Linked DNA regions of Homo sapiens: region 1 is linked to region 2. The links are chromatin contacts, found by Hi-C or POLR2A ChIA-PET in ENCODE. All regions are on one chromosome and are shown on one strand. The core of a region is the stretch at or near the end of the contact, and the rest is flanking DNA. Distances in the headings are between cores, read along the strand shown.

The links. A loop is a pair of places that touch in the nucleus more often than their neighbours do. ChIA-PET counts read pairs that join two places held with the same protein, here RNA polymerase II (POLR2A). Pooled maps may share reads with other maps.
Region 1: a loop to region 2 is called in a map of vagina, with 8 times the contacts of the local background. The contact joins the enhancer-like site here to the promoter of TMEM269 in region 2. A Hi-C loop is called at or near these places in 2 of 168 maps with a recorded cell type or tissue (mammary epithelial cell and vagina) and 4 of 50 pooled maps. POLR2A ChIA-PET finds 5 or more read pairs at or near these places in 3 of 52 experiments (activated B cell, activated CD4-positive, alpha-beta T cell and naive thymus-derived CD4-positive, alpha-beta T cell).

What each region holds. Positions count from the first base shown.
Region 1 is chr1:43,226,599-43,231,630 of GRCh38, forward strand. It overlaps CFAP57 (cilia and flagella associated protein 57), which reads left to right. Exons shown (of 23, transcript NM_001378189.1): 18 at 385-528. All of the region lies in intron 1 of LOC105378685 (a long non-coding RNA gene), which reads right to left. Among named protein-coding and RNA genes, the nearest start is that of TMEM125, 41 kb to the right of the region's middle. Within about 2 kb of position 3,724, at least 2 of the 41 ENCODE cell types and tissues checked have a DNase peak (open chromatin) inside an H3K27ac peak, as active enhancers do.
Region 2 is chr1:42,782,724-42,788,006 of GRCh38, forward strand. It overlaps TMEM269 (transmembrane protein 269), which reads left to right and starts at 2,268. Exons shown (of 6, transcript NM_001354602.2): 1 at 2,268-2,359. It overlaps TMEM269-DT (TMEM269 divergent transcript), which reads right to left and starts at 2,172. Exons shown (of 4, transcript NR_133055.2): 1 at 1,960-2,172; 2 at 1,279-1,399. RefSeq lists an enhancer at 2,268-3,009.

The DNA.
Region 1 (5,032 bases), core at 2,474-4,973, 450 kb after region 2:
CGAACAAGTCACAAGTCAAGGCAAATGCAAGGGAAGGGGATTCGCTTCCACCTCCTGATGGAGAAGCAGCAAGGTCACGCTGTAGAACAGCTGGAGTGTGGGGCGGGAGATGCTGTGGGGGCCATCGTTGGAAAATACCGCTGTTCACAACCTAATATGAATGAGTGAGTGAATGCATGAGAGTCCTTGTACAGAGGCTGAGGGGTCTGTGCTGTAGCCCCATGGGGGGAGTGCCAGCCTCTGTACTGACGAAGGGAGGAGAGGAGTCTCCTGGTTGACCTCTTCAACCAGGAGAGTCACAGGCTTCGTGCTCTTTTGCCCTAAAGGGCTGCAGTATACCAGGGCCTTACAATATCTCTCACTTCTCTCTCATCTCACCCCCAGGAGAAGCGAATTTATGATCTGAAAAAGAAAAATCAAGAACTAGGGAAATTCAAGTTTGTGCTTGACTACAAAATAAAGGAGCTGAAGAAGCAAATAGAACCTCGAGAGAATGAGATCAGGGTGATGAAGGAACAGATTCAGGAGGTAAGAAGCCATTTGCAACACTCTGGCCTCTCAGACCCTCTGTCTCTTCTTCCACAATTGGCTAGCTGGCCTCAGGGACTGAGGAGAAGCTCTTCTCACAGTCCTCTCTGCTCCCAAGGTGTGTGCAGCCTCCAGTCCACAGGGGTGCAACAGGGAAGGCCGTGGCCCCGCTGCAGGCTCAGCTGACCGAAAGCAAATCGCTTGGGAGTTAACTTGCCACGGGACCTGGAGATGGGCTTTGGCCCTACCCGTGCCTCAGTGTGCGGTGTACTGTGCCCTCCTAAGGGAGATGCAGCTATTGGGCATTTGGCCACCAGAGGGCAGTGTGTACTCAGCCAACAGGCTATCCTTCTAGTTCAGCATTTTTTTCTCAAACTGGAAATGTTGGTTGAGACCCCAGGTGAGGCCATGGTGTTTGGACTTCATCTGATAAGGAATGAGAAGTCATCAGAGGCTCTTGAGCAGAAGAGTGGCATAATTAAGAATATGTTCTGGGAAGCAAACAGGATGAAGGTAGAGAGGCGAGATTAGAAGCAGGATCAACTGGACAAGGGTTTCTGAGAATCCTGTGAGGTCCCCCATGCCCCCCACCACACGCCACCTTTCCCTGCAACGTGTGTTGCCCCATCAGCCTCCCCTGCTGGGCTGACAGTGGCGTCCATGTTGATCTAAAACCGAATTCTTGATTTTTCTCTCCCCCTTCCTCCAGTTTTCCCTCTCTCAGTTAGTGGTCTATGATCCACCCAGTTACTTAATGCAGAAATGCAGAAGTCTTTCTTGATTCTTCACTTCTCTTAACTCCTTATCCAAATCATCACCAACATCTGTCTGATCAATTTCCAAAACATATCTCACATCAAACCCTCCTTTCCCGCTGCTGCTATCACCCTGGTACAAGCAGCCACCATCTCTTATCTGGACTGGACTCCAGCCTCCAGTCTGGTCTCCACATAGAGGCCTGAGTGAACTCCCCAGTGGGGTCCCATCCCACCTACAGTAAAATCCAAAGTCCCAGTCAGGCCCACAAGGTCCTGCGTGATCCAGCCTCTCCCTGCCTCTCCAGCCTCCTCTCACAGCTCCCCCTCCCTGCTCCAGCCCACTGACTTTCTGACAGTTCCTGTAAGTCACGCTTTTCCATCTCAGGACCTCTGCAGTGCTGCTGCCTCTGCCTGGAAGGCTCTTCCCCCAGATCGCCACATGGCTGGCTTCTTTGCATCTTTCAGGTCTCAGCCTATATGCCTTCCCTGACCGCCCTAGACAAAATAGGCTTCTGCTCCCTCCTCCATCTTCTCTAATTGTTTGTGCTGAGCCGGGATAACAGATACAAGGGTGTCAGACAGCACTGATGACCCAACTAGAAGTGCCAGAGCCATGGGGGTGCCAGTCTGCCCGGTGACGCCTGTACTCTGGTAAGCCCAGTAAAGAGCCAGGTGGAGATCAGTCCAGGGCCAGGGGGCCCAGAGAGGGTATGTCCTTGTGACAATGACTTTTTCCCTGGCTTCTGGGATGAGAAAGGATGCCCCCAGCTGACCACAGACCTGCCTCCGCTGGGCCTCCTACCATTCTTGAGTGCTTTCAGGGCCCCAAAATGGCAGCTGTCGTCCTTTCGGGGTGCTATAACAAAATACTTTAGAAGGGATAATTTATGGCCAACAGAAATGTATTGCTGAAAGTACTGGAAGCTGGAAAGTCTAAGACCAAGGCTCCAGCAGATTTGGTGTCCAGGCCTGTTCCTCATAGATGGCACCTGCTATGTGTCCTCATGTGATGGGAGGGCAAAAGGGGGCAAACAAGCTCCCTCCAGCCTCTCGTACAAGGGCACAAATCCCATTTGTGAGGGCTCTGCCCTCGTGACCTGATCACCTCCCAAAGACCTGACCTCCTAATCCCATCACTTTGGGGGTTAGGTTTCACCATTGGAATTTGGGGTGGAGGGCACCAACGTTCATCAGACCATAGCAGCCTGAGAAGATGAGAGGAAGAGCAGAGGCCCCACCCACCTGGAGGGCCAGCACACCACAGGCCCCTGGAAATCACTGCCCCCTTTCTCCTTCCTCATTTGACACATTTGTCAGCTGCATTTCAGGTCGGGTCCGTTGTTTGCTAATGGTCAGCTTACTTTCCCCACCAGCACACCTGGGGGGACCATTCATCTTCTCTGGCAGTAACAGGGGCCAACCGTGGCCTTGATGCTCAGCAGGGAATACACTTGCACCTTGGGAGTGATTCCAGCAGGATCCCTCCTACCTCCTTTCGCTGGTGCCAGTTGCTGTCAGGACTGATACCTGGGCCTGGGTGCTTCTGGGAGCCTCTGACCTTGGGGCTTCCCTCTGGGGGTCATAGACACCTTTGGTTCATGCACTGTGGATCTCCTGTAAAGGTCTTTTTCTCCCAGGAAGGAAGCCTCAAGCCCTTGGCTCATTTGTAGAGCTGCAACTTCTAATAACACTTCCTGATTCAGGTACCCGCCCTCACATACTCTTTTTCCAACTTGGCTCTGATGATCCAAGGGTCCCTTTGCCCTGCCTAGGGGAGAGGTTTCCCGAGGCTTGTCGTTTTAGTTTACACTCATTTACTAGGGCAGGGTTTCTCAAGCTCAGCACTACTACTATTTTGAGGTAGGTAATTCTCTGTCATGGAGGGTCTGTCCTGTATATTGTAGGATGTTTAGCAGCGTCCCTGGTCCCTACCTGCTAGATCCCAAAAACACCCCCTATCCAGGATGTTAAAACTAAAAAATGCCTTCAGACCTTGCCAGAGGTCCCCTGGGGGGTGCAAAATGCTTTCTACCCTCCTGCCTGAGCCCCATTGAGAATCTCTGAGTGTGATGAAAAACACATGGAAAAGTAGATGGATTTTCCACACTGGGAAAAGATGCTTGTTTCCACATAAGGGGCTAGGCTTCTGGCTGTCCAGCCAGCTACTCAAATTTGACCTATTTCCCAATTTTTCTATAAACAGATTATTTTTATTCTCAGAGTAGTATGAGTCTTTGCCTGGGGGAAAAAATGAACAGAAGTAAACAATATACTCCTGTATGCCCTCTCTGCTAACCTCATCTGTCACTGCTGGCCTGAGATTTAGAGAATGAGGCACTCAGACATGATCTTCGGGAGCCCCGCAAACAGAAGCCCCCTTTCTCTCTTCCAGCTGCCATTGCCTTGGCCTAGGACGCTATCATCTGCCTCCTCAGCCAAACTGGCAGCCTCCTGACTGGTCTGCCTGGCCCCCGTCTTGCTCTTTTCAGCAGAACCTCTGCATCAGGCCCTCTAAGATGCAAATTACATCATTCCACTCCTGGTCTAAGCCTTCAGTGGCTCTCTGAGCTTTCAGGATAAAGGCAAACTTCTCACCATTTGAGCCTCTGCCCTTGGATCCTGCATGACCTAGCTCAGCCAGCCTCTTCTCCCTCCCCTCTCCCCCCTCTTCAAATCCCTGCTCCTGCAGCCACCCTAAGCCACTTGCAGCCTGCAGAGATGCGCCAGGCTGCCCATGCCTCTGGTCCTCTCTGTGTGCAGGCTGTTCTGTCTGCCTGGAATTCTTTCCCCTTTTGTCCTCTAATACTTATTCTTCCTCCCAAATCCAGTGGACGCATCCCATCTTTTTGGGTGCTGCCTGCTCACCTCCTCTGTGTACACACAGTGCTTTCTGCCTTAACTGCAGTGTTTATCCTACTCCACCTGAATTTCTGATTTACTTCTTTCTTATCCTTGCAGACCTGAGGCCTCTTGAAGGCAGAAACTACTTCTTAATCAGCCTTAGATCTCTAAGTCTACAACAAGCTGGGCGGCCCTTTCTAATGGGCACATTCTTTAGCTGTGCAAATACCCACACTCAATGTGTATCCCCTACAAGGTGGTTCTATATAACTCTGCCAACACTGCCTTCTTATCTTGTCATTCCTCTTCCAGAAGCAGGGTGTTTCAGGCTCTTTTCGTGTCCCTCACTATTGCTCTCCTTTGTCCACCACACTTGCCATTATTCGTTCATTCATCAAATATTTGAGTGCCACCTTTATGCCAGGCTTTGGGTCAGAGGGCTATTCTGTCTATACAAAATGCTTCCAGTAATGAGGAAAACCTTCTAAAAGCTGCCCTTTTGTGTCTAGAACATGGATGTGTTCATTAGGGCCTCCTGGCACCCCCCAGAAGGTTACCAAGAGCCTTGAAATTTGACCAAAGGGCCTGGGATAGACTAGAGGGGGAGGGTCTACTCTACCTAGCCGTGAAAAAATCCAGTGAATGATCCCATTCTCCCAAAACAGTCAGCAAACCTCCCTCTTATCAGAAATACTAGTGTCCACCAGATATAGTCCATAAGTCATTAGGAGTTAGGTCAATGAAAGCTCATGCACAGCTAGTCTCATCCTAATTGGACACTCCAGTTGTCATTCCCATGACTTTGGTTAATATAAATGCAAAAATGAATTTTTAAAAAATCTTTCAGCCCGGGCGCAGTGGCTCATGCCTGTAATCCCAGCACTTTGGGAAGGCGAGGTGGGCAG
Region 2 (5,283 bases), core at 1,018-3,517:
TTGGGAGGCTGAGGTAGGAGGATTGCTTGAGCCCGGGAGGTCCAGGCTGCTTTGAGCCATGATCATGTCACTGCATTCCAGCATGGGTGACAGAGTGAGACCCTGTCTCAAAAAAATAAATACATACATACATTTTATCTAACCCAACATATCCAAACTATTAGCATTTCAACAAATTACTAAAAGAAATTATTTTACATTCTTTTTTAAACTAAGCATTCAAACTTTGGTATGTACTTTATACTTACAGCACGTCTCAATTCAGACTAGCCACCTTTCAAGTGCTCAGTAGCCACATGTGGCTGCTGGCTACCATATTAGCACAAGTGTAAGTAGCCTAACTTACTGTTCCTGTTCTGTACTTCCTGTGAGATCCAGAATGAGGGAAGCTAGAAACTTCTGTTAGGGGGGTATCTTTCTCAGCTACCCTGCTTCCTTCCCCTCTCCTGAAGGAAACTTTGGGGATGTCCAGGTTAATAGATGTATGATCATATCCTTAGATTAATAATGCTAATAATTGAGCTTCTACTCTCTGTCAAGCATATAATCTCATTTAATTCTGACAACAATCCCATTTTACAGATTAGGAAACAGGTTCAGAAAAAGTAACTTGTTCATGTTTATACATCTGGTAAGTGTTAACGCTGGAATGTAAACTTGGTTTAAAGGTAAGCTGGTATAATCATTACGCTACAATTTTTAACTTGCCACTCTTTTTTTTTTTTTTTTCTGAGATGGAGTCTAGCTTTGTCACCCAGGCTGGAGTGCAGTGGTGCAATCTCGGCTCACTGCAGCCTCCGCCTCCCAGGTTCAAGCATTCTCCTGCCTCAGCCTCCCGAGTAGCTGGATCTACAGGCACGCACTGCCACACCCGGCCAATTTTTTTTTTGTATTTTTAGTAGAGACAGGGTTTCACCATGTTGGCTAGGATGGTCTTGATCTCCTGACCTCGTGATCTGCCTGCCTTGGCCTCCCAAAGTGCTGGGATTACAGGTGTGAGCTACCATGCCTGGCTAATTTGCCACTTTAATGGGCCACATGGCAGGGAGCAATGAAGAGAAACACGTGGATGGTCAAAGGAAGCTGGCCTGACTCAGGCTGGGGCGTGTAGCAAACCTTTTGTTGCCTCCGCCCGGTTTCTCACACACCCTAGGTCTGACTTTGGTATCACTGTTTTCAGGTCTCAGCTCCACTAATTATTAATGGTGTGTTCTTCAGTAGAATCAGCTGTCTGATCCCCTACTTCCTCTTCTGTAGGATGGGAATGCTAACACTAACCTCAGGTTAGCTGAGAAGTTCCAGTGACATGATGAGAATGTCTGTACAACATGTAGCCCAGTACTTGCTGTGTGGTGTTCTCAGAACATGCTTGGTCTTAAACTCCTCTTTCCCGGGCTGGCTGCAAGGAGAGGCAAAGTGTCACTTGACCTTCTAGCTCCCTTGCCCTTTTATATTCTCCTGTGGGGTCCTCACAGTGATCCCTGCTCCAGTGTCGCTTCCGGTGGACTGGTGAGGATGGGGCACTATCTGAGAACCCATGCCTGAAATCCTTACCCAATACCAAAAAGTTTCTTTCTGTAGCACTTTGTCAGCCCAGCTGCCAAAGATAGTCACCTCTGAGATGCTCTTATCCCCTCCCTCTCGCTGCTCTCACCCGTGGGAGTCCATCTCACATGGGCTCCTGAGGGGGCTCCTTCTTCCCATCCCATCTGTTGCTCACCTGCCTCCTGCCCTGCGGGATTGCAGATCCTTCCTCCACAATGCCTGCCAGGTTAGTCTTCCTGAAACAACCTGACCATGTCACCTTCCTACTGAAAAACTTTTCTTCAGGAATTGAATCCAAATTCCTTAGCTTGTCATTCATCCAAATAGTATTCCTATGTGCCTATGCCCTTCCTATAGGCACAGCGAACAGTAGCGAAGCAAACGTACAAGCAGCCCTGCCCGCGTGGAGCTTACCTCTAGGGGCCCAGGAGAGGCTGGGCCCAGCATCCCGGCACAGCCTCGCCTCCCCAGCGCATTTCCCGCCCCACTCCGGGCCCACGCGCCTGGGCCCGCCGTCTCCACCATGAAGCCTTCCCAGCCTGGCCCAGGTAGAGGAGACGTCCCCTTCCCTGGGACTCCTCCATTCCCCACCGCCCCCACTACAAGACCTGGGCTCCCCTGGAAACTGAGGCCCTTCTCCCCGACTACAGACCCGCAACCCCTCCCCTGCTCTGAGGATTGTGAGCTAAGAGCTAGGGTGGGAGTGAGAGGCGCTCCTCGCTAGGGCTGGCCCCCTCCACCGCACAGGAAACGGGGCAGGAGGGCGGACCCCCATCTCATGTAGGAATGCCGTGTCCCCAGGGTGAGCCCTCAGGTGAGCCTCCGCGGCCGCGTGGAAGGGGCGAGAAGGGCGCTGCCCGGGTGCTGTCGGCGACCAGCCCGGCTCCATCTTCCCGATGTGGTCGCGGCTGAAGCCGGGCCTGGGCATTCTCGGGACAGCCAGAGTGGGCCAGGGGACCACGTCCCATCCCCAGAGGCCGGCCCTCCGTCGGAGGGTTTCCAGCCTCCAGGAAAGGAGCGGGGGCTGGGAGGGGAGGGGGTCTGTAACTGGCATGAGCGGCGTCGTCGCCGTGCCTGTGCCACGCGTGTCGCCGGCTGGAGAGCTCCGCCTGGATGGTTTCACTCCGCGGAGGCGCCGCCCCGCCACTCAGTTAGAAACCTCAGAGCCATATTCAACTCTCGTCTCCTCTGCAGCACCACTGCCACAGCCCTGCTTTTCTCCTCACGTCCACCCTCCTCGCCCCCACCCCCGTCTCCTGGCCGGTTTCCTTTTCTGCAGTTTGCCGCCTCCAAGCCGCCCTGCGCTTCCTGCCCGTGTCTGACAAAGACTCTGCTCCCTTACTGAACACCACAGTGCCCGCCACGGGCTGCCACTCAAGGTCACATCCGCACGACCACCCCCTGCAGCCTACCTGCCAGTGTCATCTCTGGTCACCCCTCCCTCCCAGGATCCATCTCCTCATCGTGCTTCCGCACCTGCGGTTCATTCCCTGGGCCAAGAATGTCCCTCCTAATTCTTTGTTCATCCTTAGAGACCCTGATAAATGTCACCACAGGAGTGGAACCTTCCCCTGCCCCACCCCAGACTTAGTCTCTCCACAACAGCTTGCACATCCCCTTGTCCAACATTACACTTGTCCCTACACACAGCTGCCTCCTCTACCAGACTCTGAGCTGCTGGAGTGTGCGGCCTGGCTCTTGTTCTCCTCATCCCCCACCCCACACACAAGGCCCGGCACAGAGCAGCCATTGGCAATAAATAAACCGCATTTTAAAAAATGAGTAAGTGGAAGACCATAAGAACTGGGTAGTTGCTGGGTATGCGGAAGGGGCTGGACTGTTGAGCGTTCATCTGAGGCTTCTTGGAGGCCACACTGGGCAGGGTTAGATGGAAGGTCAATAGATTTGGTGCAGCGAGAGGACCTCAGGGAAGCACCAGAGTGACCTGTGATGTTAATTTAACAAACACAGAACAACTTCTATTGTCAGGCCTCATACTGGGTACAGGGACCTCGGCCAGCACTCAAATTGCATTCCCTGTAGGAAAGCCAGTGTAGGCGGTGCCCAAACAGAGTGCCAAGTGTCACATGGTAAGCACAAGAAGACAAGACCATACAGATGAGGGGCACCTAACGTGCTCAGGGGTGATGTCAGAGGGGCTTCCCAAAGAGGAGCACCACCCAACCCAAGTCCAAAGGGAGGTTCTGAGAAGGGTGGGGAGGACTGAGAGGAAGCTGGGAGAGCTGAGCAGAGCTGGCATACCAAACGCAGGAGTTGGACTCCATCCTGAGGGCATTCAAGAAGCTGGGGAGTGACCAGATCACCTGCAGTCTCGTGCTGTGCCAAGCCTCAGCCCTCGCCCCTCCTGGGAGCCTTCTCACCCCGTGGCAGGCTGAGCCCCTTTTCGGTGCTCCATTAGTAGCCCGGTCGCCTCTTTTCTGTGCAGGGTTAGGTACTGTGGCTAAACTGTGTCCTTTGGTCTTAATCTTCTCTGTGTCCCAAGCACCAGGCACCACATCTTGCCCCTGGCCAAACATTTGCTGAATGAGTGGGTGGTTCCTTATTTCTGTTGTCCTCTACAGCCCTTACTCTCAATTCCACATCCTTTCACACCTGGGACCTGTGCATTCTGCTGCAAACAGCATTTAACTGGGAAAGAGGAGACTCAAATCAAATCCTGGCTCCACCATTTACTGGACAAGTCACATAACTCTCCTGAAACCTCAGTTTCCCCATCTGTAAGATAAGGTACCACTATGAATAGGGTCTAAGTCTCTACATGTATGCAAGAGACTCATTTCCTTGGATAGGTTGTAAACTCTGTGATGGTAGGGACCAAGGTTTCTACCAGCACCCAGCTCAGGCACAGCATATAACCAATACAATGTTCAGTCCTCTTGGTTGGTAGACAGCAGAGCACAGGGGAAAGAACACTTAAGGCAAAATTGTAACTTTTGTTCTGCCACTTCTGGTGTGACCTTGAGCTAGGTTCTTCCCATCTCTGAGTCTTCCTTGCTTTACCTGGAAAGTAGGGACAAGAACCCTTGCCTGGCCGGGCGCGGTGGCTCACGCCTGTAATCCCAGCACTTTGGGAGGCCGAGGCGGGTGGATCATGAGGTCAGGAGATCGAGACCATCCTGGCTAACAAGGTGAAACCCCGTCTCTACTAAAAATACAAAAAATTAGCCGGGCGCGGTGGCGGGCGCCTGTAGTCCCAGCTACTGGGGAGGCTGAGGCAGGAGAATGGCGTGAACCCGGGAAGCGGAGCTTGCAGTGAGCCGAGATTGTGCCACTGCAGTCCGCAGTCCGGCCTGGGCGACAGAGCGAGACTCCGTCTCAAAAAAAAAAAAAAAAAAAAAAAAAAAAAGAACCCTTGCCTGACAGAGCTCACAGGGCCAATGGAAATCCTAAATGTGAAAGTGGTTTGTGAATGGAGGAGATAATGAAAGAGATAATATAGTAGACAATTGACCATTAATTAAAAATTAACCAGTGTGAAGTAGCACAGAGGCAGCAGCAATGCTTGACAGGTGGTAGACAGACCCTGGGCACCTGCTAACTGGCTCTGAGCAGCAGACAGTGGGATGTTTGATCTTGCTGGGGTCAGCCCAGAGACCCAGGAGAGACCACTACAGCGGGTTCATGGGGAGGGAGTATGCAGCAAGTCCTTTGTCCCCTTCCCTTCCCAGATTTCCCTGGCTTGCATTGCTTCTTGTCTTAGGTTTGGAGGGGCTCTGG